5 separate regions of the Mus musculus genome follow, and all the other regions are linked to region 2. Evidence: chromatin loops called from intact Hi-C (ENCODE). Cell type or tissue: heart. All regions are shown on one strand. Links, peaks and the distances in the headings refer to the core of each region. The heading gives the core; the rest is flanking DNA.

Region 1 (6,392 bases), core at 646-5,645, 50 kb before region 2:
TCAGTGGTTTGTATTTATTATTTATTTCTGCTGAAAACAGAGAGAGAGAGAGAGAGAGAGAGAGAGAGAGAGAGAGATCCCCCCTCACCTCACTTTCGAAAGTTTCTGTAGACCAGGCTAGCCTTGAAGGCGCAGAGATAAGCCTGTCTCTGCCTCCTGAGTGTTGGGATTAAAGGTCTGCCCCACCATGTCTGCTCATTACTAACTTTTTAGAGTTAAAAAAAACTCTAAAAATATTACTAACAATATTCTTAGATTCTGCTTATTAGAATAAGTTTATAAATCACCAGGGTCTGTTTTGATTGTACTTAAGTATACAATATGGCGAGTCTTTTTTTTTTACCATGTGTATTTACATATGTACTTGTAATAGACACAAATGAATCAATGCCTAGGTACCAATTCCTTAACACCCTCAAAATTTGAATCACAGGGAAACGTACAGGAAATGTCATCTGAAACTGAAACTATCATGTTAACATAAAATGGCTGAAATAGCTATGTATAAAAATCCCAGAAGTTAGGGACCCATTCTTAGATAAACCCGTGTGTAGAGAAATAAAAGCACAGGTAGATAACACGACATTTTAGATGTTGATAATGTCAGATACAATCAGTTGGCTTCTGGTGTGTGTGACAGCCCTCAAAAGGAGCTGGGGGCAGGTACTGTAAATTTTTAGGTTGTCCCTGATGATTGCAGACCGACTGTCATATGCGTTGCCAATATATCATTAGTTGTATATCATTAGGCTTAATGATGATAACCTATGACCTCTGGCCTTCATGGTCAGCATCTTCTGAGCTGATGTTGTCTAGACCACTGACATCAGCCAGGAGCCTCCTTGCACCTCCCAGCAAATCCTCTACCTCCACCCCAGTTTACAGCACCCCAAAGTTTGCTGCCAGAATTAAGTGTAATGTTGCCCAGATAGACCCTGAACCAACTGTAGTAAGTAGGTGTTCAGTAAATGGCTTAATTTACAGAAGACAATTGAGGACAGCGTTCTGTCCCTCTGGGAGAGTATATTTCTTAGTACAAATTGGTCGGCAACAGTTTAACTTTACCTGTCAGTCTGGCATCTATGAGTTTGGTCAAAATGACCCCTATCTGTATGAACTCATATGAATGACTCTATGTGTGTGAGGCTGAACTCCCAGGTTGGGGTTGTCCTGCCTCCCGCAGAACAGCCTGCTGGGAGCCCTCGGCCAGTTTTGCTGTTTTCTTCCAGCTGCTCTCAGCCCTTGTTATACTTTGGGTGAAAATGTTTTATTTCCTTTTTTGACCAAATAACAGAGAACAGGGGTGTGTGCGGGTGTGTGCGCATGTGTGTGCAGGTTCACGCGTGTGCCACGGCGCCATGGCAAACAGGATAGACCGGAACCCCACTCATGTATCCCTCAGATGCTGTTGACCCGATCTATTTTCACTGTGACAGATTCTTCCTGTCAGAACAGAAGGTGCTTTCCACAGACAGACTCTATTGTCGGTACATTTGCCTCTTAAGTTTCTCTGTGTCTCTCAGGTGGCCACACCCAAGCCTTCAGACGGCGGTGCTCACCACGGACTTGAGCTGTTATTTAAGGGGACCTTAGCTCTCCTCCAATTGTGTTTTTTTTTCCCTCCAGAAGGATTAATGATTTTTGTTTGTTTGTTTGTTTACAGGACCATGTTCTTAATGTAGAGGAAGGCCAGCTATATGTATGAAACAGACTCAAGTTAAAAACAATGTAATTGTACCTATTGCTTTGATTTCACACTTAGTAACCACGCCCACCCCATGCCCCTTCAGTCAGCTGGTCCTTAACGGGGACAGTGTGTATCTGAGAACTCCATCCCAGCTCTAACACCAAAGTCTCTAGACGTTCCCTTAACCCAGCCTCCCTAAAGTACTAATAGAGACACCGTGTACATTGAGCACTTAACCCTTGAACCTTGTAAGTGAGAGCACTTGATAAGGTCGCCACTGCAGCAGGTATTAGCCACTGCCGTAGGAATGGACAGAGAACTTGGCTAGGTCATGACTCTAAAAATCTAGCTTCTATGTTTCATAATGAGCAAACTGGGACTGCACATTTGCCCTCCTGCCTGTTTTGTGACACCTTACAAGGGACTATTAATTTCTGTCATTCTTGCTATCTCTTAAGTTTCTAGTAAGAACACTGCCTCTAAATAGTAATTTCTAACCTTTTATGAGCATTATGGTAAAATCAAGCAAAAGCTGCAAAGTATATTTGAGAGTAAGTTCAGAAGTTAGAGTAGATGTTCTCTCGGAGGATCACTAAGACTTGGAGCACCTGGAGAAGGCTGCAGACGGAAGCCCTGGATGGTTATAGCTCCAGAGCTACATGTATGCTGGAGCTGAGCTCAGTTTGTGTCTACTTTACTTTCTATTCTAGGGGCTGGGGCAGCCAGGAGTGCAGTGATAAATAAAGCTGTTAGCTAATGTGTCAGCACGGAGGTGGGTGGGGTAGCCCTCTTCCTTTCTGCTTTAAATACAGCAGGGGAGCAATTTCTCAGGATATTTTTTTGCCAAAAAGAAAAAGAAAAGAAAAGCCATTACTATAGTGTTATTTTAAGGGTGGAGGGAAAGCTGCGTCACACAGGAATTTTCAAAGTTGGTTACCGGAGTGACAAAGAACCGAGTGTATTGATGAAGTTGTCATAATGTAATGTCCTGTCTGCAGTTTTTAAATTGAGCCCAACAGTACACAGAATCTTCAGTCTTTGCTTTCAGGAAGTTTATACTGCACGGCAGAAGATACTAAAGCTTGCAGACATAAAGGCCAGTGCATTGTAATAGTTTATAAACATGAATGGTCCTACTTCATGCCAGGTAATCAATCCATCAGCAGATAACCCTTCATTCAGGGATTTTGTTTTAATTTATTTAAAGAACTTCCTTCTTTTCTTTGCCATCAAAGTAGTATGCATTTACTTTAGAAAAAAAAACAGGAAAGTGAAATAAATGTAATAAAAGAAAAAAATCACATAATTTCACCACCAGAGAAAATTCTATGGTGTTAAAATTTTCAGCTCATTTAATGTGTCCTTTTAAATATACTCATGTATTTTATGCAATTGAGACCTATATGTGTAATTTTCCCATGTGCTTTCTTCATAGCCTGTTTTTGTGTTGAGAATTTTAGAGTCCCATTCTCATGGTTTTATATGCTGGAGTTGATGGCCAGCTTTCAGTCCCCTGCAACAGTCATTTACTGTACAGGACGTCAAAGACCATCCTGAGGGTGTGCGAACCCTCAGACCTGCTTCCGATACAGAGCTATTGTTCACCTAAAGTGGAAGCCCAGCCCGCTGCATATTTCCTCAGGCTGGGTGGCTGCACCGCTTTCTCTGCCCCCATTGACTTATCAGGCCCCGAGCACACACACACTTGTTTATCGCCGTCTTCCTGATACGGAGCCTTTGGACAACTGCCCAGCTGCATACCATTCATACCCGGACTTTCAGCTTCTGGTGACGACTCAGGTGCTTAACCCTTTCAGTCTCCACAGGAATCACTGTATAGGGCCCTAACCACAGATGGCCACTGGCTAATCACCTGCCTGCTTATGTTCATACACACAGATGAGTGGCTAACCAGTAACTGCAGTATACGAAAGCAGCTTAGAGAGGCTGCCATCCTCTCCACCCCCTTAGCCTTACCTCGTTTCAAGGTTCAGCTCTGTATCTCGCAGACCCTCAGCAGCCTTCCTTCCACGGAATGACAGAGACCATCCCTGGTCTCCTGAAGGGTGGGTGTGCCTTGGCTAGGACTTGAACAGAGGTCAGTTAGAAAGAAAGCCTCCACTTCACAAAGCTTCACCTGTTCATGTGCTCCCCCAGGTACACGCTCCTCTTACTGCTGCGTCTGTCCTTGGACCCGTCTGCGTGATGGGGAAGGTGAAGGGCGGTACAGGGCGGGATGGCAGAATCAGGTTGTATAGGAATCTTGGGTGAGGTTGAGCATCCTTGCTAGAATTCTGTTTCCTTGCCAAAGTCTGCCTTGTTTTCTTCAAAGCACAAACAACAGCCCCTTTACCTGGGAATCTAAAGAGGGAATTTGCACGTGCAAGGCCATAGCACGCTAGGACAGAGGAGCATCAAGGAAGGTAGAATGTTCTGCACATCTCTTCTATTTACAGAGTTCCCTCCAAGCAGGAGTTAATCGGGCTATCCTGCCGGCACTTTCTAAACTATTACCTTGTTCACTGTGAATACCGTGTCTGTGAGTCATGGCACTCAGCTTCATGTAACACATGGTGCGAGCTGCTTAGAACTTTAGGGAAGAGATATTGGCTCGGCCTATGCTGGTGAGGAATAAATTGACAGCCTTCACCGTGCGTCTGAGAAACACAGAGACGGCTTCAGCTGCCCTGTATGCATGGCTGAGGATGCTTACTCATTCCTCTTCAAACCACCCTGAGTTTAGTCTCTCATGAGCACCATTGCAACTCCCATGCGACGCCATAAAGCATGTGGCTGCTGGCTGCGGGCATGATGCAAGGGCTGGTGAGAGATCCAGCCAGCCCTTATTAACTAGCTCTGCCTATTAAATCTTGACAGTTAACAGAACTCAGTCAAACATCCTTGATTGCAGGCAGCTCCCAGAGCCCTAGAGCAGGTCTCCAGCAGTAATCGGGTGGTCTGTCCGAGTTGCCCATCATACAGCCCCTGTCTGGACTCACCTTCCGCATGCAGTGAGGCTTTCCCTGCAGGCAGTGAGGATGGGCAATGACCCGGAGTCCACTGTTTCTGTCAAGAGTAGTCGATTTTTGTTAAAACTTCTTCTTCTGTTGAGTGTACGCTTGAGGATCAGGGATCTGTACGTTACTAGGACTATCAGAAACGTCACAGATCATGCTTAACCTATTAGGTTCATAGTCAGCCACTTTGGGGATCGCAGAGTTGAGGCACCAAGTTCACTGAGTGACATTACAGAATTGTATAGCTATAAACATAAATGTCAACCTAAGCCATTCGATTTTTCTATAAATAATCTCACGTAAACGTCTGGGCTTGGACATCGGATGCTAGCACTGAGGGGGGTTAGGAAGGTCGTAAGTTCAAGGCCAGCTTGGGCTGCATAGCAAGGCCCCACTTTAATAAAATATAATGGGACAATGCAACAGGAGACGAAGGTTCATCTGAATGTGTACTTCGGGTGTGGTTACTGCTACGGGGAAGACAAGACGCCCGTGTGATGTGTATCATCTTTCCTGGTACGGGGTTAGGTACATGTTATATAGTGGCGGGGGCTTCTCAGACGGTGGCTTCTGAGATTGTGTGTGTCTGAATCTTAAAACTACAGTTAAATTTACAGTTAAATTTACCACTTTCACGATTTCAGTCTCATTTGTGCATGGAACCAGGAGCCCAGTGGGTGGTCAGTATCTTAGCCCCAACCAAAGACAAGACATGGTAAGAGAAAGAATCCTGAGTGATCAAACTGAAGGTGAGGCAGGTGGACTTGGAGAAGCAAGGAAGCCTTGACAGAGAAGCTGTCGTTGAGCTTTGCCTTCAAGAATATAGAGGGTCTTCCCAAGCAGAGATGAGAGAGGTGCATGTTAGAGAGGAGGAAGCAAGCTGTGTGTGCAGGGGTCCACCAGACATTCACCTTTCTACTTGACTTAAGATAGGAAAAAGAAAGGTGTTGGTCCAGAGCTGAGCAGCTCAGTGAGATGATGCAAACACTTCCGCAGTAGAACACAAGAAGGGATGCTCTCAGTGTTTGCCCAAAGCGCTCTCTAGGTAAGCTTGCCCCAGGATCACATGGCCAACCATCATAGTCCCATCTCAAGAAAGTTCTTCTAAGGATGACTTGTTGATCTAAAGAGAGCTCGCAAGGTTCATGAGTGCTGTCCCACAGCTCCATCCCGGGGATGCCGATTTCAGGAGAGGCGGATCTGATAGTAGTTGGACCTTCGGCCACTGAGGACAGCAAGAGCTGAGAGACTGTGGACAGTGTGCTGTTCTGTTATTTATTTACTAAGGACTTCAGGGAAGGGTTTTAAAATTATATTTAAATTACGTGAAATCATTTTGCATACTTATGATATACTACTGCATGCATGTTTAAATTCTAATAGAAACAAAACAAAACAAAACAAAACAAAACAAAAACAGTGTAAGCTGGACTCGGGGCCAGTACCTTGAGTCCTGCCATTTGGGACGCAAAGGCAAGAGGGTTACTTGAGCCCAAAAGATGGAGGTCAGTTTGAAGAATCAGCTGCACTCCATCTGAAATGAATAACAAGGGCAACAGCAAAAGTACACACACACACACCCTTCTCGCAACCACTGTCTTCCTTGTCCCTCCTTCTCCCACTTTAACTGCCTGTACAGCCTTCTGCATTTTTCTTGTATCCACACAATGAGTTGTTGTGTTAGTTAA
Region 2 (6,392 bases), core at 772-5,771:
TAACAACCAGTTGTTAAAATACCTAGGACCCCAGAGGCCTGGAAACCTGGTCCTGTGAACAATGAGCAGGGGCTGCCTTCAGGCCTCTTCCCGTTGCCTGCCTGGAATAAAGCACATGCCAGTTCTTTGAGCTTTGGCTTAGCCAAACCACGGTCTACACTTTCCACTTAGACACAACAACCCCTTCCTTCTCCATCCAGAAGCCTGGGGTCTAGATAAAAGCTCACACTGCAGGCCAGGGATGGAGAATTGGTTCCTATGCAATCTGTCCACTCTCCCAGGCAATGCCTGTCCCTGCCACAGCGTTATTAACCATCTCAGCCGAGCAGCCTCAATCCCTGACCACCTCTTTCAGGCCAAATACGGATCATAGCACATGTATTTAGGAATCGCACAGGTGGATCTTGGCAAGTTTGAAGCCAGCCTAGTCTACGTAGTGGTTTCCAGGCAAGCAAACACTACACAGTAAGAGTCTGCCTCAAAACCCAATAAATAAATAAATATCAAGAAATTCACTCCCAAATAGGATATCCCTATGCATCATCATAAAGTATCTGTCTTACATTATAGAAATATTTCTAATTAACTTGGATTTAAAAGGGAAAGCATATGGTGATTCATTTATGCACAGGAATTATTTTCTTGCCTGCCCCACCCCCTTTCATGTACTGAATTACATCCAAAATCCAGAGTTTACCCAGAGTTTGTGACTGAACATTGGGAGGGTGTTTGGCAGTGTTATAAACTTCCTGGCAGCAGATGTCCTCAGTTCTGGGCTTATCCAATCCCAGTATGTCTCCATCTAGAGGGACCGGTTACCTCCTTGCTTAGTTTACTCTTGCATTTCCTTTAGGCTCCCTTCCTGATTAGGGAAGGACAGAGATTAGCAAGAAATCCTTATTCATTGTAGTTGCTATAGCATTTGCCACACAGGAGGAAGACACCGTCTTTGAGGAGCCATGATGCATTTAGTTGCAGACACAAGACATCTAATGAATTTGGTTTTGAGTGGCCATCAGAGCCAAGGATGCAGTGGTTGAGGTCCTGAGGAGCAAATCTGCTGTGTGTGCAGTACAGAGAGGGCTGCATGGTTTCCTAGGACGGGCAGAACTGTCCTCCTGCGGGAAATGCAGCCCGACCTCTGTGGAAGGCTGCTGGGCAGAGTGGGAAGGGTATCAGGTGGAGTGCATAGTGGAGGTTTGTGAGCGCACGGTTGTTAGCTCTGTAAAGCGATTGTGGTGGCTCAGTGGTTGTGTCCCTGAGCGACTGATAAGGGGAAGCAGAGACATACCACCAGCCCGAATCCGTGATATGATATAAGCAAGGGTGGCACGAAAGAGAAATGGTGGCTGTGCGGGTTGAGCTGGAGATGGTCGTTGGGCATGTGTTCCTGGGGGTGATCTGTGGCAATGTGGCGAAAACAGAACGTGAAGGTTGCTGGCTTTAAGACACAGAAGAACCAGAGAGAGAGAAGTTAGGAAGACCTCGAAGGGCACCCCAATGGGTACTTGAGGAAAGGGGCAAGTATGGCTGATATGTAAGCACACGTAATCTAATACTTCTGTCAGATTGGAAAACTCTGTTCAGGGGCCCTGGACAAGTCTATAGCATGCTGCCTTAGATGGGGAAATGGATGAAAAGTGGGTCCAGCTGATGTACATAACACCACACATACCATTCTCTTGCTGGCCGTACGAAGCAAGGCTACCCAGAAGAGAAGCATGGTTCTTTTCGTTGACTAGGTAGTATGTCTGAGACTTAGGTAATTTCTCTTATCATCCGCATCTTCTGTGCATTCATTCTTTCTGCTGCCGGATTCCCACTGCTGGGTGTCTCCCTTTACTTCGCATTAGCTAGTGCCGTCATCCAAACAAAACAAGCCTGGATGTGGTTGTGCACAGCATGGGCAAGGGCAGTGTCCTCTTAGCATGACCGCATTGGCGGGAGGGAGGAAGCTGTCTTTCCATGCTGGGTGGAGAGCGATCACTTTGCTTGGCCGGCATAGCAGTGATGAGATTGGGGTTTTTAGTTACGTGCCGAAGCAGCTGGCTCTTGTGCGTGTGCCCTTGACATTCCCATTGACCTCTTCCTGGAAGTCCCTTGTCTCTGCAGAGGAGCCAGTGCCACAAATGCTGTTTTCCAGTCACACTGGATATGACTGGAAACTTTATAAACTTTAGTTTACCTTTCAGAATGGCCATAAATTTGAAAGGTAGGCTCATATGTAAGAAAAAAAGAACTAAATTCCCCATAAAAAATGGGGCAGGTTTAAAGCCACATTCCGTTCTCCAGGAGCTCACGGGCCAATGCAGAAGTAATTGCTGAGACTCAGGCAGGCCTAGAGGTACAGGCAGAAGAACTCCTCCTGTACCTGTGGACCGTGGCTAAAAGGGGCGTGTCTGGGAAGGAGGAGAGGCCAGTGAAATGCCTGGTCAGTGTCCCCTGGGATGGCCTCTCAATCCACTCTACTGGCAGTCATGATCAACTGGAGAAAGTTCTTGCACTAGTGAGATGCGCAGGGACTAGCAGTTTCTGACCGGGAAGCACACTCGCTGTGTTTAATAAAAATCTTAGTTTCCGAGGCCTTTGGACTCCTTCCTGGAGAGGATGCTGCGTAGTGGGAGCTGTTGAAGCCCAGAACCTCCACAGTACAGCCAGCAGCTGAGCCTTGCCAAGGGCCCGGTTAGGCCAAAGTTGCCATCCCCCTGCCCCTTTCTTTTACTCTAATTATCTTCAGTAGCTTGAGTTGGTTAAATCACACCACATTCTTTCTGATTTTATTTTTACTGTAAATTATTTCGGAGCAAGCAAAGCCCGTCTCCCCAGACTCCCTGAAGCCATTGCCAGGAGTGGATTGCTGTTTCTGAAAGGAAGAGGGAAGTGTATTGTGTGGGGAGGGGTGGGGTGGGGGCTGTTGTGGTGGCCCTGTGTCTGCTGAGGTTTAACATCGAGCCCTATCCCTCTTTCCCACCTGCTGCCTGAGGCTTGCCCAGGGGAGAAGAGCTGTTGAAGGGAAAATGGCTTCCCTGACCTCCGAAGGAGGCTGAGGTGAACAAACTTTAGTCTTTTCCACCTCAGAAGTGAGGGCCACATCCTTCTGATGCCCGAAGCCACAAACCCCAGAGCCAGAAGCAGCCACTTACAGGATGGTATTTGCAAATCAGACATGGTTCCTGCTCTCTATTTGGAGCAATTTGGGTGGGTCTGGGCTGGAAAAGAGGGAAAGTGTGTTGCTTTTTTTAATCCAACAACTTATAACTGTGTCAACACATAAGACGGTCTGTCAAAGCTTTCCTCTGGTGTTGCTGCTGTGAATTAATTTTGAGAGTCACTTGTGAGCAGTAAACACTTTTGCAGCATGAACAACTCTGTACAGTAGGAGTTGTCAACAGCTTGCTGTCCCCCACCCCCACCCCCGTGAGGGGGGAGTGAGGCAGAGCAGCGGGCGCATACACACACACACACACACACACACACACACACACACACACACAGGAAGCTGGCTGAAATACAAGGAACAGAAAGTCACCGCCACTCCTGTTGCTTATCTTTCGGCGGTTTCCTTTCTTCTATTGACCACAAGAAATGGGAGGATTTGGAATGTGTGCAGCTGAGTCGGCCTGTGCCTCTGGGCATTTGGACACTTCTTGCTGTTTGAGAATTGGCTCTAGAACTTGTGGGCCACCTTGAGGTGTTTTTTTTTTTTTTGTCCCTAATTGATTAGAGAGCCACCACATGGAGCAAGATACAAAGACACATACTGTGTCCAATACTGATTTGAAAGAGAGCCTATGGGTTTTTTACATTTTGTGGCAGTAGCCTTGCGTATTCTGCTGAGCTTCATCCACACAGTTAAAACAGTCTCTCTCTTGACTTAACACCTGATGGAGCTCTGTGTGTACCTATAGGTAGCTCTGTGTTTCTGTTTGTTTAGGGATCTCCATTTTCTCTCTACTCTGTCTGCCATCTAGATATTGGGGTGACTAGCCAAACCAGACCAGCACTTTCTCTCCAGCATGCTCTGTGACACATAGCAGCTCCCAAAGCATTCTACGACACGCCAGTGATGAGCATCCGTGACTCTGACCCTCATTTTGAGATCTGTACAGAGCTGTCCGTTCCTTTCACATCTACAAAAAAGAAAAACAAAAAACTTAAATATACCATCCTCCGTCTAGAAGCTACGGTAGGTGTGTTAGCCGGCCCAGCTGCAGAGGCGTGGGTTTCCTGTGTTTATGTTAAACCTGCTGGATACAGTCACCCTCCTGTTTTGTTCCTAAAGTCCCTTTCTTCATGCTTTACATTTCCTCAGTTGCCTGACGTGCATTATAGACATGTTAAACCTGTTTGTAGCTCACAGACCACACAGCAGAGGCTAGAGACTGCCTCCTCACCTGGTACAGTGCTTTCACTGGGCACACATCATACTCCAGAAACAGGGGAGACCTATAGGTCCCGAGGGGACACAGGGGGTAAATGGATTGGGTCTTCTTCAGCATCATTTATTTCCAGGAGCCCTCAGGGAAGACCCCAAACACTCACTGGTGACATGGGTCATATGTGCCAGATATGATCTTGTGACTCTGGGACATGACAGGATTGGGCTCTCTGAGGGCAGTAAGGACTGAGTGCATCCCGAGGCAGGGGCAGGGACTGGCTGCACAGGCTCCTGCTCTCAAGCCAGCACACGACATCTTGCTCTTACTTTGTCAAACGATGTTGGCAGGGATCCAGTTTGCTACGCAGTGGAAGAGTAGACCTTTCCTCTTTCCTAAGAGATGGGCATGTGGAGAGGAGTGGTCTTCTGAGGCAAACGTCCCATCCTCCTCTCAGTCTGGGCTGTGCTCGGTTCACTCCATTCCTGACTGTAGAAGAGAGAAAGAGGTGGAAACGTGTTAGAGCCCTCAACGAGTTAACTGAGAGTGTTTTCAAGTAAGAATCATCATGAAATGTATGGAACATAAAAGGCAAATGCAAAATACTTAAATGACAGGTGGCATCATCTGAAAAGGACGTGGGGGCTGATCCCAGCGCCGCGATCCCACACAGCTGCATTAATTTGCCTAATCACTGGATTGCTGTACCCAGTGTCTATAAATAAACACACAAACTAATCTTTTGATTATCCTCCTTTTTTGGGGGGAACATTTAATTTTCCTTGCTTCCCCTCCCCCACCCCATCTTCGTGTCTTTTCATTGTGATTAAACTGAATTTCTAAATCTCGAGTTAATACAGCTTCTCCTATAGCTATTAACATTAGACAGGCGACAAGCAAAAAGAACAAAAAAAAAATCAGTTCACAGAGAAACACAGGTGGCCACTAGCTGTATAAAGGGGGTATTCAGCTCTGTGATCATTGATAGGGAATTTGAGGTGGAAAAAAATCAATTAGTTGTTATTTTCAAGTATCACATAATCACACAGATTAAAATTATTGGGAAAGCTTTAGCAACTGCAAAAGTGTGAGAAACCCCATGCAAAATGAGATGCGTGTGCATGGCCTGGCTTCTCAAACCCCCAAATGCTGGTGGTCTGTACTCACCACCAAGGACAGATGCTTAAAGGCAGGCTACGAAGTGCTTGCGTCTTTAGAGACAGCGTCTCCTCAAGTGCTCAGGCATAGTGCAGGGCAGGAAGGAGGACCTGAGTCCAGTTTGTTGTTGCCAGGCTCCCTGGTGTTCTTACTGCTGGTCCCCAAATCACATTGACCCCTGGGATTAAACTGTGGTCCTGTGTGTAGACAGATGCTTAGGAATCTTGCTCCCCCAAGACTGTCAGTCTTGGTAATTTTTCATCTTTTCCTTCTACAGTATTTAATATTGTTGACGTTCTTTGCGGGGAGGGTCGGGTCAGGCAGCGAGGCTCTCCGTCTCTCTCCTCCTTGCTCTGTCTCCCTGCTCCCCCTACTCCAAACCCATGGAGCCCAACCTGTGTTGACTATACATTCAGCAATCATTTCTGTGGTTCGTTTCCAGGTCTACTTGAACACTCATGGAGGGCAGAGCACCTAGACCTGTCATTTTTAAGGATGGCAGATCATCAGAATTACACAGGTTCTATAGGCTAGCCTCAAACATTCTGATTGGACCATCCTTACATGAAGACGTGAGCTTTTCCAAAAGTCCCCTTGGGTGATTCTAACACACACTGACCCAGTCCTCAGATTCCTCGCCCGGCAGCTTTGAGACAGGCATGACATTAGAGGCTCCCATCATTGGCCTTGCTCACTCTCCTTTCACCGTTCTCTGGAGGAAGAGGTGGGTGCTGGATTTCTGACCTATCTCCAGATAATCTGTCCAGTTATCCTGCAGCCATTTCCTGGAGCTGTTGGAACAAATCATGAACTTGGTGCCTTGAAACAGAAGAACTATGTCCACTTGGTTCTGAAGGC
Region 3 (6,392 bases), core at 793-5,792, 120 kb after region 2:
GAAATAGTTTCATGACATCTAGTTATACAAAGTAGTCTTAGAGGAGGTGACACATGTTGCCTACTTATTTCTGTTGTGTCTTGGAGAGCCATTTCATATGTGTATATGTATTACTAATTTCCAAAACTTAGATATTAAAGCAGATACACAAACGAAGTCATACTTTATGTATCGAGTCTTCCCTCAATGACTGTGTTAGCCCTACCTCATACTTCCTAGAAAAGAAGACCTAAGCCCAAGCCTGTTCTCAATTCTAACCTGGATCCTGATCTACTAATCTCTCCGAGCCTATGTGTGAGTGTGTGCATGTGTGTGTGTTTGGATTTTGGGTTTTTTTCCCCACACCAGATTTCTCTTTGTAGCCTTAGCTGTGCTAGACCAGGCTGGTCTCAAACTCTCAGAAATCTGCCTCCTAAGTGCTGAGCCATGATCTTAATTTCAAGAAGCCCTAAAATTCTGAAGCCCTTAACCTATAATCAAAATACAGTACCCATCCAGTAAAATGTGAAGGAAACCAGGGTATAAATAAATGTTACTAAGCCTGAAGTTTCTTCTCAAGTCAAACCCTTGATGTGGGTGCTTCTTTCTGTACATTGCTCACGTCTGTACAGACTAAGAGGACACCCGACTGCAGTCATGGATGTCCAGTAGAAGTCTACTTTAGTTTTTCAGTCTGGTCACATTAGTTAAGAGTGAGTTGGCTGTGTATTGGTCTTGTTGCTTCTAGCCCTATAAAGTGACTGCTGTCCCTACAGTGTCTTTATCATCTGCATCCGTGTGTTACCCAGCTTCCTGTCAGTGGAAAAAAAATATCTGGAAAAAACAACAACTGCCATTCAGCTCTGCAAAAGCTGGACTCATGGTTGCCAGCAAATAAGAGCCCTCAACAGTCTCTAGACCACACATTCGCGCGCGCACGCGCACACTCTCACGGGCAGAGGATGAGTAGCACTTCCGTTCCACAACTGAGCAGATCATTCATCAATGTGACTGTGCTTTGTGCTGAAAGAGGAGACAGTGGCCAGTGTTCTGCGCATCTCAGATCAGGTCTCCCACTACTCGTTACACTAAAGAGAACTCTGCAAACAGCTCCTTAACTGTGGTCATGGGAAACATTTTGGGCTTGATGCTCACCGTCTCACCAGTGGCCTCAGAGTCCTGAAGTCTGTGGAGTACAGAGGATAGGAATGGGCTGTGTGTCCTAAGAAGGGGTGAGTGTACAACACCCTTTTTCAGAAGTCTGCTGGGTTCCCAGGGAATGGAAATGAGTTGCCATCTGCTGGTTACTCTCTTAATGCTACACCTTTCTTTGTCTTGTTTCTTTGGTCCTTCAGCACTCAGGGTTGTGGGTAAAACTGAGGATAAAGACTATCAGGCAGGTAGCCTGATATTTTCTGTATTTATGCATGTGCATCTGCGTGAGTTTCTATGGACTGCATGCATGCAGGTACTCACAGATGCCAGAGGATGCTACACCCTCTATAAGTGTAGTTAAAGGCAGTTGTGAGCCTCCTGTTGTGGGTACTAAACACTGAACCCAGGTCCTTTGGGAGAGTAGTCAGTGCTCCTAACTCCTGAGCCATCTCTCTCCATAATATGTCTTTAGCTATTATAAATACTTTAGACTTACACTAGTCTATTAACTCCGACCCTTCAACAATTTGGGATCATTTTCTCTCATTATTAAAAAACAAAACAAAACAAAAAAGTAGGGTAGATCTGGGCATGGTAGAACACCTTTAATTTCAACCCACTTTAATTTCAGAAAACAGAGGCACCCAGATCTCTGTGGGTTCAAGGCTAAGACAGGTAGTCCTAAATAGTGGGCCTCTGTCTCAAAATTCCCTCCTCAAAAAAGGAGATGGGAGTGGATCTGACCCAAAAGGACTATTGACAAAAAGGAACCTGTCCCCAGGGTATAGTGAGGCTCATTCTTGGTGGGGCCACCAAGCACAGAGGCCACAGCAAAATCATGGAGCCTTTTTTTCAGGCAGCTTTTATAGAACTATAAACATGTGGTTTAGGACCTGCAGAGAAGCAATAAGACTGCCATGGTTATCTTTGGATGGCCCCTGTCACTTGTGATGCCATGAAAAGCTCTTAATGCTAAGGCACAGGGGGCTGGAGAGATGGCTCAGAGGTTAAGAGCACTGACTGCTCTTCTGAAGGTCCTGAGTTCAAATCCCAGCAACCACATGGTGGCTCACAACCATCTGTAATGAGATCTGATGCCCTCTTCTGGTATGTCTGAAGACAGCTACAGTGGACTAATTTATAATAAATAAATCTTTGGGCTGGAGTGAGTGGGACCGACCAGAACAAGCAGAGGTCTTAAAATTCAATTCCCAGCAACCACGTGATGACTCACAACCATCTGTACAGCTACGGTATACTCGTATACATAAAATAATAAATAAATCTTTTTTTAAAATGCTAAAGCACAGGGTGCCTTCTGCCTTCAGCCTTCGTGAGCCTGTAGAGGAAGAGGATGTTTTGTGGGACACAGTAAGAAAGGCAAAGCACCCACCCCTGAGCACAGAGCCAGCCCTTCCAGCTCCCCTGTTCACCAGCACTCACCTGAAAAAACATAAAGGGGAGCCATTGGACAGAGCACAGTCTGGACCTCTGTGTGTGAAGGCTCAAGCAGTCAACCTCCTTGGACTATTTCCTCAAACATTTACCCATTCATTAAACAAACATTCATCCAGGCCCTACCATGCACCAGGAAGGACCATTCTAGGATCTGGGTGATTGTCACTTATAATCCAGTAGGTAGGAAACTGCAGGGAAAGTGAAAGAGAGGAGAGAGCCATGGAATGTCCCGTCACGGATACTGAGATCTTAAACAGGAAAGTCAAGAAAGGCCTGTGGCAAGGGTGACTTCAGATGACACATAGGCAGAAGGTGAAGGATCAGCCATGTTGGCAGCTGGAAAGTCAGTGGGTGAGCGAGGAAGTGGGGCAGAGGAGTAACAGAGAAGGGTCCAGTGACTGCAAGTCCCAAATGCCTGACACGGTACCAAAGGAAGGGTGGCATGGAGCCACATTCATTCTGTCAGAGAGGTGATAAAGCCAGACTGTGACCCTACTAAACACTTGGCCTTTGCACAGAATAAACAGAGAAGCCACTGAAGAGTTTCACAAGAGGTTATTCTGATGTCTGTGTCGTGTACATGTACATAGATGAAGGCCCAAGGGAGCACCAGAGTAGAGATAGACCCTGGTGTAGTTAAGACATAGCATGAGGATCCTGGCAGTGGTACAGACGTACGTGAGTGCCAGATTCTCCAAAAACAGTAAAAGAATAGTGTTACCATTAGCTGAGATCAGTTGAGTGAGTAAGATTGTAGGTGAGGAGGGTTGGTCAGGACTGGGGAGTCCTGTGTGTGTATGTATGAAGTTTGAGGTGCCTGTTGGCATCCAAGTAGAAGCGTTTATTGTCAGGTTTTATATGCCCATTAAATCCATGGGCAAAATCTAACCCAGAGTTAGGAATTGGAACATGGGAGGATTGAAGGCCATTCAACAAGTAGATGTGGATGCTGCCTGTGACTTCATTGAGCACTTGGCAGGCAGATGCAGTTGAAGCGGAAAACAGACCCACCTGTGTTCCACAGGAAAGAATGCCTCGTTTCAGCTGACTGTAAGGCTGCACTAATTAAAGCAAGCAGAGAACTGGGCCAGGAGCTGGAGGGAAATAGCTTATCTGTCAGATAGGGAAAGACTCCAGCACGCTTGCACACCATGGCCAACAATGCCAAAGTTTGCCACACCCACTTTCCCTTCCCTTCCTGGACACACAAAGAAAAGCTACACTCATAACCAAGTAGGCCGTGTGGCTGAGTGCAGCCAGTGGCGTGATGATGGACTAATTTGTCACTTCTACTCTGAGGCTGCTAAAAGTAGGTCCGGATCCTTTTTCCCATCAATGAAGGTGTCCAAGAACTTAGAGAAGCTGAAGCCTGAATCCCTGAGTCACGTTGGAGGACAACCATCTGGCTCAAAACACTACTTTTATTTTTACAATTTCATATGTATATACCATGTATTCTAATCATATTCAGCCTCCATGAGCCTCTTCTCATCCCTCTTCTTTGCCCCTCTGAGCATAAGATGCTACCCACTCCACCCCACCAGCAATCATTAACAGTCATTGTCCCCTCAGGAAGAGCAGGGCCTCATGAAACCCCTCATGAGGAAGGGTTGGAGGACCCACCCTTGTGCGGATCTCCATCGGCCGTGTCGTACCTGGACGGCAAAGATGCTCCCTCATCACCTGACACTTATATTCTTTCTGCTCCCTCTTCTCCTGTATTCCTTGAGCCTTGAGGGGTTGGGTTAGGTGTCCCAGGTAAAGCTATGCACTCATTCGTCACTCACACCCAGCACTGTGACCAGATGCAAGGACTGTATTCGTAGGTGCCTTCTGCAAACAGGAACCTCTCTATTTCATCAGATCACATTCTGACAGGAGTGCTGAGCCGTTCAAACGGAGTGAGGTAGAGCAGACCTGCAAGATCACTTGAACCCAGCTAGGCAATAGTAAGGCCTCCATCTCAAAAAGAAAAGGAAGAAAAAAAGAAAAAAAAAATCTTTGATTTGTAACTACAGTAGAGCTAAGCAACCCCAATATTCAAGCTAATGGAAAATTTCCAGAAGAAGAAACATTGATTGATTATGCAGGAAACAAAACGGATGTCCCTGGGTACCCAGGAGAGGATGGAATCTACTGACCAAGGAGCAGACTCAGCTCTGCCAAGTATAGCCTTCTCTGAGTGGTGGGGCAGACCTGCATGATTGCTCTGTGAGTCTAACCCTGTGTTACAGGTTTCTGGTCCTTGACATTTCCTAGGTTCATGCTGGAGTGAGAGAAAACTAGTGTGGCTGGCCAGGAATTGAGGGGAGATGCTTGGGCTGGGAAGCAGGAAAAGATCTTGGAAATGGGAGGCAAAGCCTATCAGGAAAGGAGCTGCAGAAAAGGCAACAGAGCAAGTGTGGGGCTCAATTTTGTCAGCACCCCTAATTCTAAGATGTCTTGCATGTTCAAAGGAGCAGAGCAAAGGAGCCTAGAGGACAGTGGTGACACAATGGGGACACAGTAACCCAGAACACAGGCATAGCAGGCAAGATACAGACAGATCACAGCTCCTTAACTGCTTCTGGGTTTATAGTCCTGAGAAAATCATTTTGTTTAATGCCCTCGATTTCGGTATGAGTATGCAGAGAGTAGCAGTGCTGGATCCCAGCTTGACAGGCAGGTTGCCATTCAGATTAATGAAACATGATATGCTCAACTTCTTGGAAGGCTGGTGCTATAGAAACAGTAGGTGTTATTATTCCCATAAAAGGAAAGAGCAGCCCTCTCTGGTGAAATGGCTCTTAGCACAGAATCCTCATTAAAAGCTGTGGTGCAATTTTCCAAGTTGCATTAGTGAGACTTGGCAATGGATGAAAAAAAAAAAAAGAAAGAAAGAAAAGAAAAGCAAATAAATAAGGAGGCAAAATATTCCAAGCAACGAGTTGCAGGCAAGTGGGAAGGAAGGTTCCGAGAGTTAGAATCAAGCCACAGTGGTTCTGAAATGCCTGAAGGGAGAATTTATTTATAGTAAGGCAAAGGTGACTTCCAGCCCTGAAATCGGGGCCTCAATAGGGATGAAGGAAAGCTAAGCCATGCGCTGGCAGGGAACTCAGGCTACTGTGACTCTCTCTCTCTCTGGAGGCCTTAGGATGCTGGTGACAGCAGGGAGGGAGGGCCAGTGCGGACAGCCACAGCGACAGCTAATTTTAAATGAGACACATAAGCTGTTTTCAAACCTGTTGCTTTTTTTTTAATCCGAGGCCGCTGCATCCTATTTAAAGAGACTTTCAGAGATGCTCTTCTTCTGGCAATGGCACGGCTTGAACATACCAAAAAGCAAGACCCACATAAAACATATTTTTAAGTGACCTGATTTCAAAGGCATCTTTAAAGATTCTTTGCATTACACTTGTTTATTCTTAAAATAAAATGACCACAGTGATTAGCATTTGATACGGATTTGTAACAAGGCCTTGAACCATAGTGGCATGCAAATTAAATTTTGTAAATTAATGTATGTATTAGTTCACTTTTAAACCCTTCTTTATGTACGAACAAAATATCCCTTACATTTCTTTCTTTCTCCTATAATGGAGACTCTTAGCTGTTTCAATTAAAGTTAATAATAGCTTTTAAGACAAAGTTCAGAGCTATAAAGTTCTTCGCTTGATCAGTAATCATAACTATTATTTTGTCATATTTAATCATAGGACCCAGGCCTCTAACAGAGTATTTAATTAAACTTTTAATTCGTGATAAGAAGTTAAATAGCACTTGAGAGAGTTTTGAAAAATTATTTCACTTCCCAACCAGAT
Region 4 (6,392 bases), core at 969-5,968, 100 kb before region 2:
GCTACTTAAACCTTTGGGGGGTGAGTAGGGAATATGGGGTGAGTGTACATCATTGGTTCAGGCCTGAGTGCTGGGGATGCCTCATTTGCATGAAGAGGAATTCCTGCTGTTGGACACAACCTTATTAAGGGGAAAGGAGGTTCAACCTGGTTACCTACCAGCTAAGAGATCTCCTCTGGTGGGGCAAAGGTAGGGCACAGGGCTACTCGAGTGCGCAGGGGAAGCAAGGGAGCAATCCTATTCCTGCTCATACCAGCATGAGGTTTCTGGGATCCCACTTTTGCTCCAGGCCTGCTCCCCCACCCGCATGGCTCCCTGGCCCTACACTGCAAGAACAGTGAGCACGCTTAGCTGCTGACCTGCCTCTCCAGCCCGAACTTTCGGGAATTTTATAGATAATCCTCATGCCCAGTTCAACAAGATCATAAGACTCTTAAATGTTTCAGGCAGATTACATGTCTACTCAGACTTTGAAAGTCAGATCACAGATAACCTACTGGAACTGTTTCCTGGTTATTTGTTTAGATCCAATTGATACATTTTTACTGTGCGGTGCTCATGGTACTTTGAAATCACCAAGGGCTTGGCACATAATAGGCAAACAGGCCAGTCCTGAGCTACATCCCAGTCCCTCTGTGAATTATTAAGGACTAAAAAGAAGAAGTCGTTGGCACAGACCGTATGGAAGACAGTTTGAGCACTTCTTACCCAGTTCAGCATGGGTAGACTACAGGGCTAGGGCCATGAAGCAATTCAGTATGATACTGTAGTGATATAATCACACGTTGTAGCTTTGCAATATATAGACCTATGTAACACAGCAAACAGACCCCAATGTTACCTGTAGAATATAGTTAATAAGAGCATGCTAGCTCATTAATGATAACAAATATATCATACTCACACAAGGTGTTATTTAAATGTGAGAGCCAGAAGACAGGGAACTTTCCAACAATTTTTTTTATATAAGCCTAAAACTAGACTTACATTAAGGCTAACTACTTGGGGAAAAAAAAACTAAAAGTAAACAGAAGTAAGATTTTATGTGTGATATATATATATATATATATATATATATATATATATATATATATATATATATATATATATATAATAAAAAAGCATCCCCCCAAAAAGTAAAAACCCAAGGTAGCTTCCATCATGCAACATCTGAATGTTTGTTTCCGGTTTAACATTTTTCTGCCTGACCTACATTTTATTTCATCATTAGCTAATAACAAACACCAGGTTTAGCAATTCCCTGTGGTAGACATTTTGAGTGGTGAGTTAGAACTGCTTGCTACATGCCTGGTAGGCTCCCTTCTCCCTGGCCATATCCCACCTCTACCACACACTCTTGACCTCCAGGCCTAGACCCTAATTTGCTTTCACTAGCAGGCATTGGGACTAGTAGCCACTTTGCTAAGTATTTTATTTTTTTGTGTATCTTGTATCTCATGTATCTTGAGGTTCTCTTTGATAGAGAGGAAATGAAATCCTTTGGGAAGGAGGAGATTGCTATGGTACAGTCTGGCTCCAGCCTGCTTGTTAACAGCAAAGCTAGCATAAATGTTTGTGGTTGCCTTTCCCAAACTGCCCCCACCTGCCTGAGTGAGGCGATTGGAAATGCAGCTATTTGGAGAAGTTGCTACTGAAGTGATTGGGTCATTTTTTTCTGTGTTAAATGCCACCAACCCAACAGAACAGTAGCTGAAATGATACACTGTTGTAATCTCATTGTTATCGTATACACACTATCCTATCGTATATACATTATATGGGAAGTGTGTGCTCATCTAGTTAAGTCTCAATGTTCCAAACGGAGTTCTATATGGAGAAGTGATAAGATTCAAATGTATTACACTCTTGGCTTTGGAAATAGTATATTATTTTAGTGGTTAGCCATCTGGCTTCTCAAGTATGTTTGGCAGAAGGCAGTCCTGACATTTGGCTTCCATCTTTTAGGCTGCAGATATCTGTGATTCAGGAGAGAAGGGCACAGACCTTGCAAGGCAAAGCTAGTGTGGTGGATGATCGATCATTCCGACTACTTCTCAAAGAGGGCGTCTGCCTGCTGAGGGGCTAACGTAGACCATGTCTTCGGGAGTCAGTGCTTGCTCACTCTGTAATGAAACTTTGGGATATTTGAAGTTATGGTTTCTCTTCTTTAGCTTAAGAGCCTTGTAAGCATCTCCTACATTATAGAGAGGCTAAAGAAGGAACAAATGTCTGTGTGTTCTCTTCTTAATATAATCAATCAAATATCAAGGTAGTTAGAGAAATATTAATTCAGTATGGATTTAGTCCTAAGCCAACCAAAGTATTCTTAACACTTGAAAAGTTAATTATCACATAAATATTTTAAAAATTCGCATTGAAATTAGTCCCTAGTGAAAGTGTAAAATGTAACGCGAAGCTCTCCCGCTTCGGAATGCTTTCCTAAGTGTATCCAAGTTCATGGGAATGTAAAGAGCTTGGCTCTGGTCCCTTTTGGTCTGTGATATTTATTTGCAAGTTTTTGTAATAAAGTTAATTAAAAATTAAAAATTCAAAAAACTTCGTGCAACTTGTTTACCTCTTTAAGACGAGGAACATAGGGCATTGTGGGTAGAATTGCTTTACAACCCACTGCAGGTTCTTTTGTGAGGCGAAATGAATTCTCCAAACAATATCCTTTGATTGACTTCAACATATCTTATATTAAACTATATTTGGACCTAAGCCATAATTAGTACATAAGGAACTTTTAAAATTAATGTACACTTGTGACCTATAAGATTAATTTAAAAATATTTAACTCAGTATAAAATATTCATTCATACTTATTTTCAGATTTCCTGTTGCATTTTGGAAATACTTCCTCTGTTTCTTTTTCTTTTTTTCCCTTTTCTGTACTGTTTGTGTCACTGTTTTGCCCACCAGGAATGAAATAGAGGTTTGATCTGCCACATCCGCTTGTATCTGATGGGCTGCACATCCCCTGATATAGACAATGAACTTGAAGATGTTTGGGAAAAACTGATCTGTGCTGAGCATACACAGACCCTGCTTTCCTTGTCATTCCCTAGGCAGGATGGCATGGCTGTTTACGTGGCTTTTACATTATGTTAGCCTTGTGAGGACTCTGCAGCGCATTTAAAGTTCACAGGTGGATTTGTGGGTTACATGCAGATGTCGGGCCATTTTATATAAGGCGTTTGAGCCTTCTTGGAACTGGACATTCACGAGTCCCCACAGACACTCAGGGACTGCTTTGATTGTTTTCCTAGTGCCACTGTTTGACTAATTCTTATCCCATAGTTGACCTTTTAAAAAAAAAAAAAACTCTGTGTGTGTGTGTGTGTGTGTGTGTGTGCGCTTATCTTCCTTTCTGTAAGAGATCATGAATGCCAGTGCTGAGCCTAGGGAAAATATCAAAACAAACACGACCTTTGATCCTTCCAGAGATAACCATCATCTCTTAGTCATACAGATAAAATTTCTTAGTCATATCTAACCATAGATACACACGTGCACTTTGCCAGAAATTGTTAAAATATGTGTACACAAACTTGTATCATTTTAAGGGGAAAAGGGAGCTCGGTATTGCTTCAGAGTGGTAGCTCTGCTCCCTGGATTCTTCACAGGGACCTGTCAGTCATTCTAGAGCCAGCACCTGGCTCAGGCTCTGCCGTGACATTTTCAGTTGATCCTTCCTTGTTTTCTTGGCTAGTTGCCCTTCAAACAGAAAGTTCATCGCCTCTCCTCAGCTGCTAATGTGATTTACTTCGTGTGTCTAGGAAGTCAGGATGGTTGCTGATTTTATTGTTTAGAGAGGACTGGCTTCTTGGTCTGAAGCCAGGGTGTTCCCAGCTGATAGAAAACGGAACCCAGCAGCCCCCATTTCAGAGATTGCCAGGCTTATGACTCAAAGATACTTTACAGGCCAGGTTAAGCAATTGTTAGGCCCCTCCTGGCACACGTCAGATGCGATGATTGTCTATTGATTGTAATCCAAAGATTATTTTGGCCCTCATCTACAAACACAGATGCCTTTTGATCAGGAAAAAAAAATGCATTGTGATAACTAACCTGCTGCCTGTACTTGAAAAGTAGTGTCTGAATTAGTGACTACTGTTCTGATTCTATGTTAGAATGTGTAATTTCCTTAATTTTCAGAACGGGAAGTGCAGTATGTGCTTTCTGAACTCAGACCCACAGCAAGCAGTTGTTTAATACAAATGAAAAGGAGATAGTGGCTGAGCTCTGTACAGTGGCAGTGTTACAGTATCTTCCCCCAAGATGAAACATAGTATCATTTCTCACAGGTGATGGAGAGCCACCTTGTCATAGAAAAGGGAGACCTAACTAATAAAGCCTTTGAACAAGCAAGCAGTTGTCCAGATAGCCTGGAAGATGTTAGCACCAGTGGCTGAAAGCTGTCAGGAGCCTCTCGACACCAGGTCTTATTTTCTTAGGTTCCTGACAAGTACCTGACCTCTTCATGCCTACACCAGCCGCACTTCAGCTTCTACTCAATATGAAATACCTAGGAGTGAGGAAGAGTGAGCCTTGGCAGCCAGCTCATTAGGGTGGATTGTTTTCTTTACAGATAATTGGCATCCTAAAAGGAGAACTCGTTTAAATAAGTAGTTGTAAAGCATTTTAGTTGGGCATCAGCAGTTGTGCTATTTGTGTGTGTGTGTGTGTGTGTGTAATACTCCAAGAAACTTACTATTTTATCAAAAGGCACAACTCTAAAAATGAAACCTACTGACGAGTTTCTATGGCAACCACTCCTGAAATGTATCTGGCTGGTGTGTGTCTTTTCATAATTTTTCTTTGCATGCTTTAAGGAGTTCCTTGAATTTTTGTTCCTGTGATGGGTGGATAGATGGATAATTGACAGAGGGAGCTACATTTCCCTGGGAAGAATTTAAGACTTATGAAAATTCCATAGATTTATAAGGAATATTATTTTGTGCTTAGCATAAATAAATTTGACTAAGGAAGATATCTATTGCTTTGATTTAGTCTAAACAGTAATGAGGCCCATTAAGTATTAATGCATGACCAATTGCTTTTTAAATTCAGACTCATTGGCTGTCCCTGCAAGACCTTGTTGGGTGTTCCACTTTATTCTGTGATCATTCCACACACCCCCACACCCCCACGCCCCTAACACACACCTTTTTCAGAGCCTTCAGTCTCTGTCTCAATGGCGCTCTGCTCTGGACTTAACCTTCTCTATAGCCTTCTTCCTTGTCAGAGGGTTTGTGGCCAGAACACACGGTAGATCTTGATATTTCCTAACAGGTTCATTCAGAAAAGTTGGCAAGAAGGGACTGTGGTGTAATTCGGTGGTTTGGAGGGGTTGTTCTGGGAGACATTTCTGTTCTCTCAAGCTCTGTCATGCTACAAGCCCAATAGATATGGCTAGATGCTCTTGCAATACAAAACATGCTCACCGAGAGTAGTGGTGTCACAGCGAGCTCTCAGCACTTATCTGGTTAAAACCAGAAGGAACCATTCTGTGAGGTATCTAAAGTGGCAGGAAATAGAGGGAGTCTAAGGAAATAAACTATCCTGGGCCCAACAGCTGGGGAATTTTGTGTGGCTTACAGAGAAGTCAGAGAACCAGGATGTCTCTGAGCCTGTTAGATACATTTGGTCCTAGCAGCATGTAGTAGGAAATGAATATTTAACTTTGAAACACTTTTTTGTACTTTAAACTCCTCCCAGGCCTTAAAAACACTCTCCCTGATGTTCCTGGGTAAGGGAGAATAGCTTTGCCTAGGCTCCTGGCCACATAGTCTCCAGCTTTAACATTTAGCCCCAGTCCCTTCAAGACACAGACAGCCTTTTCCACTCAGCGATCAGAACTTGGTGATTTGCTTAGCCTAGCTGGCCAGGAATAGGCCCTCTATGTCCGTGCTACCAGGACTGGGATTGCAGCAGTTCACTGTCGCTCTGCCTTTAGTGTGTGCAAGCCCTGGGATAAACTTCATCCACTGAGCCTTCCCCACAGCCTCATGCATCGTCTTGGTGTGACTTGTTTAATCACAGCAACTTCTATAAATCAGCAGCTGTACTAACCAAGACTTTTTCTATTGAAAAGTGCAGACCACTTAGTGCTTTGTTATATTTGATATTGGGCCAGGCAGCTGGCTATAGCCATGGTTGTCCCCTTTGATGGACAGGAGCAGCATTTCACAAAGGAAGCAAGGCAGAGATGAGCAAACAGAGATCACAGCAGGCAGTGGAGGTTTAGAAAAGGTGAGATCATTGGCCCAGGGTGGCTTAGCTGGTAAGTGGTAAAAGTCAGACTGGCTTCCAAAGCCATTCGGAGTCTACCATGAAAGACATGAGCTTTATGCAAGCGTGCATGGTACTTCGGCCACCTCATTAGCATT
Region 5 (6,392 bases), core at 566-5,565, 84 kb before region 2:
AAGCCTGGCAAAACCTGGCTAGCTTGCTTGTCACGTCTGCTCCTCTCCGGAATACGGGGCAGGCACTGCCCATAGTGTTTGACCTAGCAAAGCATTCAGTTTTCTTCCTGTCAAGTTGGATTCTGAGCCAGCAATAAGAGAGCAGAGAGCCGGGCCTTGTCTGAAAATTTCTCCACATTTTTATCATACGGTTCAGATAGTGAGTGATCAATCTCTGTGGTTGCCTGTATTGGGATTTTCTTAATTCAGCACAGCTGAATACAAACAGGAACTCAAATCCTGAATCATGTCAAGTCAGTTGGTGTGGACTCTGCTGCCTGAAAGACCCACTCCGAACCAAAGCAGAAGTCTGTTGAATACTTTATAGAAAAAAATTCTAAGTTACATTTAGCATCTTGTAGGCCTCTAAGACATTCCTCTCCTTTGCTATTCAGTCCCCGACATCATATTCGAGCCCCTCAGAAGTAATGCTTGTGGCCATGTGTTGTGTGTGCGCTGGTAGGTAGGTACAGGACGATCGTGAGTCCGAGGCCTGCAAGAGCTTCCTAGTGATGTTAAGGTCAGCATGGACCCCACACACTAGAGATCCTGTCTTGGAAACAACAGAAGGTTCAGCTGTCCCAAAGCTTTGCCGCCCCTAGTGCGTAGCACTGCCTCACCCATGAGCAATACTTAGCAAGGGTTTAGTCAATAGCTTTTACTCAACTGCAGAGACATATCTAGATTTTACCTTAAACATGCATTCAGTGACATTTCACTGAAAACATGCGTTATAACATTAAAACACGTATACACAGATACGCAGACACACAGAGAGACAACCTACCACTACCACCACCAACAACAACAAATAACCACATCCCTATTGGACATTTCCCTTTCTTTCATCTCTCTAAGTGACAAGTCTTTTTTCCCCCTGATTTATTTCTAGAAATATCCTTTGGTTGACTCTTTCAGGCCACCCTATTTTTCCTGTCCTGGCCCTAAGCTATAACCTTTTCCTCATTCTTGGCATTGACTGTGCAAGCAGCTTAAATCCATTTCCCAGACTCAGCCTCCCTCTCCTACACTTGGATCTTGTGCTATTGCTTATGAGAAAACATCTGTACATCCTTTGACCTATACTGTGTATAAAATCTGTATCTCTGCTGCCCAGCAGTCACCACTATCCACAGGTAGCCAAAGTCCTGGAATTAAGACTAGTGCACATTGGTAGATGCTATATGTGAACAGTCCATATTATTTCAAGAGCCAGTGTAAAATGTAAAATATCTCATTAATAATTTGTATATTAAGACAGAGCATATTAAAATAATATATGCATACTGTTGTACTATAATATATATTACTTATAATATATATTTTATATATATTTGGGCTAATCATCTGGGTTATTTCCTAAAGCTTTCTAAATTACAAGTTCTCTTTGGCATCATTCTCTAAAACCTGCAAAAACAGAATCTTAATGGCTCTGTTAGCTAATGCAGCGTATATTGTGATTACGAAAGTATGGATCCACAAAGGCAGTGGGCTTAAGAAGTTTGCATAGTTAGTGGCCTTCCTGGCACCCTTGTTAGACTGAATAAACAGAACTCCCTGACAGATCCTCTCCAGTCTACCATGTGGGACAATCTGACATTCTGGTGAGTCACTTTCTAATGATAGTCTTTCTTTCGTTTTTTCGTATGTAAGAAACCAGCGTTTTAAATAAGATGTGGCAAATATTAATCCCTAATTAATGATCTCTTAATGCAGCAAAATGAATTGCAATTTCTACAGAAACAAGGAGACAATTTTTATGTATATCAGATACCCCAATATGCAGTTAAAAGAGTATAGAGTGCTTCAAATCCTGTGAAGGCGAAGCTCTAGGAAAATCCTATCAGTTCCAACAGCATGTACCATTTCTGCATGCTGTTAAAGTGCAGGCCTGGGGAAGCAGCTATGTTGGCAGAGTACTTATCTAGCATGAACAAAGCCCTAGGTTTGATCCGCAGCACCACATCACCCAGCATAACACACATAACACATTTGTAATCCCGGCATCAGGGGTTCAGGCAAGAGGAGGGAGATTATTTTTGCTGTGTGCTTTCACCCCTGGAAAATGCAGAAGGAAGAAGGCATTCTTCGGTCAGTCATCAGTTGCCTGAAAATGGCTGCGAGCTCCTGTTCCAGAGTGCCTGCCTCATCTGTCTCCCTGTTTCGTGTCTTGAAGTGGAAAGAACCATCAGAAAATTAAACAATAGCAGTCGAATACCTAGGAGCAGGAGGGATTGATTCCTGAAGTGAGTCAGGGGTGTGTCATCCTGTGTGACACTGACACCAAGCTAATTGAATGTTGAGACAAACATGCGTTTGCCTGTGTGTGTGTGTGTGTGTGTGCGAGCGAGTGCGCACTCACACATGTGTGAGTTAAAGCCTTCCTGTCAGTATGTGAAGTGACTGTGAAGGGCACCACAGCAAACTCTGGTTCTATCAAGAATGTACCTATTTTTAACATGCTGGATCAAGTGTCTGCAGTCATAGGGGATGAGGAAGGAGTAGAGAATGTGTGTGTGTGGGGGGGGGGAGACTGACTTGAGGAGATTCTGTAAAGGACCCTCTGGCGTGTTTACAGTTCAGCTGTGCATTCTTAATGGCTCCACTGCTGCCAGGTCAGGTAACATTTTCTTTGCATGTGATGAATGGCAGAGAATTCTCTTGCAAGGGAACCAAGGAGCTGGGAGGGGGGAAAGGGGAGGACAGGGATAAGAAACACACAGCTCCAGAGGGGTACAGCCCTTGCTTTGCAGTTGCCTGTGTGGATAGAAACCAGATGGCATGCTGGAACACCCGCTTGGCTATCTGAGGAGCCAAACATATGGCTAATGGTGGGGAGAGCGAGCCTCAGAGCCAGAGCTTTGCTGATGTTTCATATTACAGATTGTTACAGTGTGTCATTACATGGCAAACCTAAGTGCTTAATACCCACTGCAGGCGCTGGCCATACACTTACAAGAAGGACTGTTAACTCTTTGCTGGCTCTGAATGGAGGAGTGACATCATCGGGAGACTGAAAATGTCTGGTGTGGAGGAGAATTTTGTAGTGGAAACAATATTGTTTTAAAACGTGAGAAGCCATCACTCCACTGAATTCAGCTGTGCTCTGAGAACCTTTTTGTACGAGACTTTATTTCCCCTTCTCTTCCTATTTCTCTTTCTTTCTAACACACACACACACACACACACACACACACACACACACACACACACACACACTGAGGTTGGGGGGGGTGCTAAAATCAAAATCCAGGCTGCGACACCACTCTGGTGGGTCAGACAGCATGATCACCTGGAAGCCACATAGCTGCACTCAGAGGTCGCACATTTGAAGTTTCTGTTTGGGAAGCTCTGGGCAACAGCAGGTCTGTGTTATCTGAGGAGCTGCTGAGCCCATTCATCTGCTTTTCACAGCCCGCTTCCTTTTATTTTTAGCCAGATCCGTCAGGCCTGACAGGCGGGTAATTCGAGCCAGAGGAAGGGCAGCGCTCCAAGTCCTTTCCACAAAGCAATTCTTCTCCTCCCTCCTGGGAGGGCTCCAGACTTGGCCTGCTTCGGGCAGATGGATTTGTTGAGTCATGTGAGAGAGAGCATTTACACAAAAACACAGTGAGGCAGTGGAAATGAGACAGAAAGAAGGAAGGAGAGAAAAAAAGAAAGAAAGAAAGAAAGAGAGAGAGAGAGAGAGAGAGAGAGAGAGAAAGAAAGAAAGAAAGAAAGAAAGATAGATAGATAGATAGATAGATAGATAGATAGATAGATAGATAGATAGATAGATAGATAGAGTAGAGCAGCCAAAGCAGAAAGGAGGGTGAGTGAGCCAGGGAAGCTTGTGGCCTGCAGCGTGCAGCCTAGTGCAGGAATTCTGCAGCAGTCAGTGCCCGAGGAATGCCATAGAGGCTCTTGTATATAAGGTAATGTCTAGTTTACTGCATGGGTGGAACCCGGCTAGACGCTTCCTCTTTTTAGCAGAGGAAAGCAGTACTGGGAAACTTATATGTATGTATATATATATTTTTTACAAGCAGCACTCAGTAACAAAGACCACACTGTGACAGTGTTGGTTCCAGTAGCGGTAACTGACCAATGGGCTGCTTTAGAGAAAAAAATGAGTTTGCTTTGTGATGTAATACAAGTTTGCTTTGTCTGGACGCCAGCAAGACTGAGGACACAGAGGAGGGGGAAGAGGAAAATTGGACCAGGACTTTTGGTTAATGGTTTCCAGAGATCATTGAGAGAAGTTGAGTGGAGGGGGGAAAGTGGATAATGTGGAGAGTTGCTGTGAGGTATACCGTAATTACGGTAGGTAAAACAGAGCTTTTCCTATGGCTTCCGTGCTCAAGCTGATGTGAACGGTTTTGAAACGCTGAGGAAGGCATTGTTTCCCCCCACCCTGCCAGCACCCCCACCATGGCACTAGTTTCTCCTTTAGCATTTGGACAGTGAGAAGAACCAGATTCTACATTATGGGAAGCAGCATTAACTTCATGGATCGGTTTTGCTTACTCTTGGTACCACAGGCCTTTAAAACAGTCCGTGGAAACGGTCCCCGCTGCTCATTCATAAAGTTTGAATTAGTTTATATACAATAGTGCAGGAATTCTCCCGGTTTTGCAGAATGAAAGTCTGCCTAAGAGAAAAACGACCAAGTTATCTAAGTGTGCGATCCGTCCAATGGAAGAAAGCACACAGTGCAGAGATCAGGAAATACATGGACACTGAAATGGAAATGGAGAGACGAGGGAGTGACTTCATAGACAGCATCCCCGCAACCTTGCATTTATTCTGAACTCCACTAGTGCAGCCTTCCCCGCCCCCTTCTCAGCCTCCCTAGAATGTAGGTCAACTTCACCATGGCTCCTCATATTTTGTTAGCATTTTAAAAGTTGGAACATTTTGCCGATGTTTTGAGACGGAAATGTATTTAAGTTGCCTGGGTGGTTTCAGTAATTCTGGAACGGAGCTCTCACATTCCTGCTGTTGCTAGTCACCAGTGAACTGGAGTAGTCAGCATGCAGAAACAGCTTCAACTAGAACAAGCACAGCGCTCACAGTGTTGCTGATCAGACGCTCTGACGCTCACACCCCTCCACGTCCCTTCACGCTGCTCCGGTGATTCCGCTGCGCTCTTACAGGGCCGCTTTGAGTTATTATGCTTGAAGGAAGAATGAGGACATTTTTGTGGCTGTTGTGCATTTTAGGAATCCCAGACTACACAGCAGCGACATTATCATTATTTTGAAGTGGCTTTGTTTTAACCCTACTTTATAACATCGAGTCTTCCCTCTCCAGCAGGGCATCTCTTACCGCGTGGCTGATAGTTTGGACCAGGTAATAATTATGGAGAATGCACTATAGCTGAGACCTCACATCTTGAACCCCAAGCATGAAGTAGTGAGAGCAAACTGGAGGTAAAGGAGGCCTTTTCATTTCAAAGCCTGCCCCAGTGATGTACTTCCTCCAACAAGGCTGCACCGCCAGACCCTGGGGTCATTTTTTGTTCAAACCACAGCACGCGCTGGATCTGTGCTTTACCACTGAGCTTGTAGTTTATAGGTAAACTCAGCATTTGAAATGGAAATATTAGGTATATAAAGTTTCCTACATAGCAAACAAATGATTTTAGGGAGAATTCTGTCTGTCTGTCTCTGTCTCTCTCTTACACACACACACACACACACACACACACACACACACACACACACACACGCACGCACGCACGCACGCACGCACGCATGTGGATTGGGGAGGGAAAGGAGGAGAGGGAGACAGAGAGAGAGAGAAACTGAGACCTGGATTTTGTTCTTGAAGAACAGCCCCTTTCTTGTACTCTGGTCTCAGCAGGTAAAATCCCTCCAGGCTATATCATAGGTCTTTCCCCAGAGTTACACCAGAGGAAGTGGCCCTGCTATCAGAGCCCTGGAATGTTGATATCAGCAGCAAGGAAATGTCTCATTTTCACAGCACCCAGAGCTGGAGCCTTAAGCTCACCCACTCTGTATCCCATCCCAGAAAGAGAAAGGCCGATAGGGTAGGCTTTCTTCTTAGGAGCAGAGCCGACTTCCTTCCCATGCTGGTGACTGCAGTCTCCTTGAGAAGGAATGTGTGCCTTTCCACAGGAGAGGCAGGCATACATTTCCTGTTTATTTTGTGAGGACTGGTGTCAACTGCTATAATGAGATCAGAGGAGCCCCTGAGGGACGTGGCCTGGCTGTGTCTGTGCCAGTCCCCTGAGCTGAGCTGTTGTTGGAGAAAGCAGGCAGCCCTACAGTTCCTGCTGGTGACATAGTATGTGACTGTGCCCTTGCTGTTTCTTGTCCCACCAGTGTCAGCATTCCATCATCCAGTTGTAA

The links. Hi-C counts contacts between places; a loop is a spot of excess contacts. Peaks named below come from ENCODE experiments on the same cell type or tissue, not always from the same donor. Only the 100,000 strongest peaks of a DNase experiment are listed, where the experiment ranks them.
Region 1: it touches region 2 in a loop (5-fold over the local background); 5 of 42 quality-filtered maps call a loop at or near these places.
Region 3: a loop joins it to region 2, with 4 times the contacts of the local background. A loop is called at or near these places in 5 of 42 quality-filtered maps.
Region 4: it touches region 2 in a loop (9-fold over the local background); 3 of 42 quality-filtered maps call a loop at or near these places.
Region 5: a loop joins it to region 2, with 3 times the contacts of the local background. A loop is called at or near these places in 5 of 42 quality-filtered maps.

The regions. Positions count from the first base shown.
Region 1 is chr4:32,334,426-32,340,817 of GRCm38, forward strand. It overlaps a transcript of Bach2 not described here. Among named protein-coding and RNA genes, the nearest start is that of Bach2, 80 kb to the right of the region's middle. In heart, for the core only: no CTCF peak of the experiment used is centred there; DNase peaks (open chromatin) are centred at 2,456 and 3,356; H3K4me3 peaks cover 1,430 bases; H3K27ac peaks cover 3,891 bases.
Region 2 is chr4:32,384,563-32,390,954 of GRCm38, forward strand. It overlaps a transcript of Bach2 not described here. Among named protein-coding and RNA genes, the nearest start is that of Bach2, 30 kb to the right of the region's middle. In heart, for the core only: no CTCF peak of the experiment used is centred there; DNase peaks (open chromatin) are centred at 1,959, 2,539 and 3,509; H3K27ac peaks cover 3,180 bases.
Region 3 is chr4:32,503,505-32,509,896 of GRCm38, forward strand. All of the region lies in intron 2 of Bach2 (BTB and CNC homology, basic leucine zipper transcription factor 2), which reads left to right. Among named protein-coding and RNA genes, the nearest start is that of Bach2os, 65 kb to the right of the region's middle. In heart, for the core only: no CTCF peak of the experiment used is centred there; DNase peaks (open chromatin) are centred at 3,637 and 5,717; H3K27ac peaks cover 1,104 bases.
Region 4 is chr4:32,284,695-32,291,086 of GRCm38, forward strand. It overlaps a transcript of Bach2 not described here. Among named protein-coding and RNA genes, the nearest start is that of n-TGccc3, 58 kb to the left of the region's middle. In heart, for the core only: no CTCF peak of the experiment used is centred there; a DNase peak (open chromatin) is centred at 3,787; H3K4me3 peaks cover 373 bases; H3K27ac peaks cover 2,450 bases.
Region 5 is chr4:32,300,388-32,306,779 of GRCm38, forward strand. It overlaps a transcript of Bach2 not described here. Among named protein-coding and RNA genes, the nearest start is that of n-TGccc3, 73 kb to the left of the region's middle. RefSeq lists an enhancer at 1,516-5,023. In heart, for the core only: no CTCF peak of the experiment used is centred there; DNase peaks (open chromatin) are centred at 2,824 and 3,454; H3K4me3 peaks cover 1,645 bases; H3K27ac peaks cover 4,449 bases.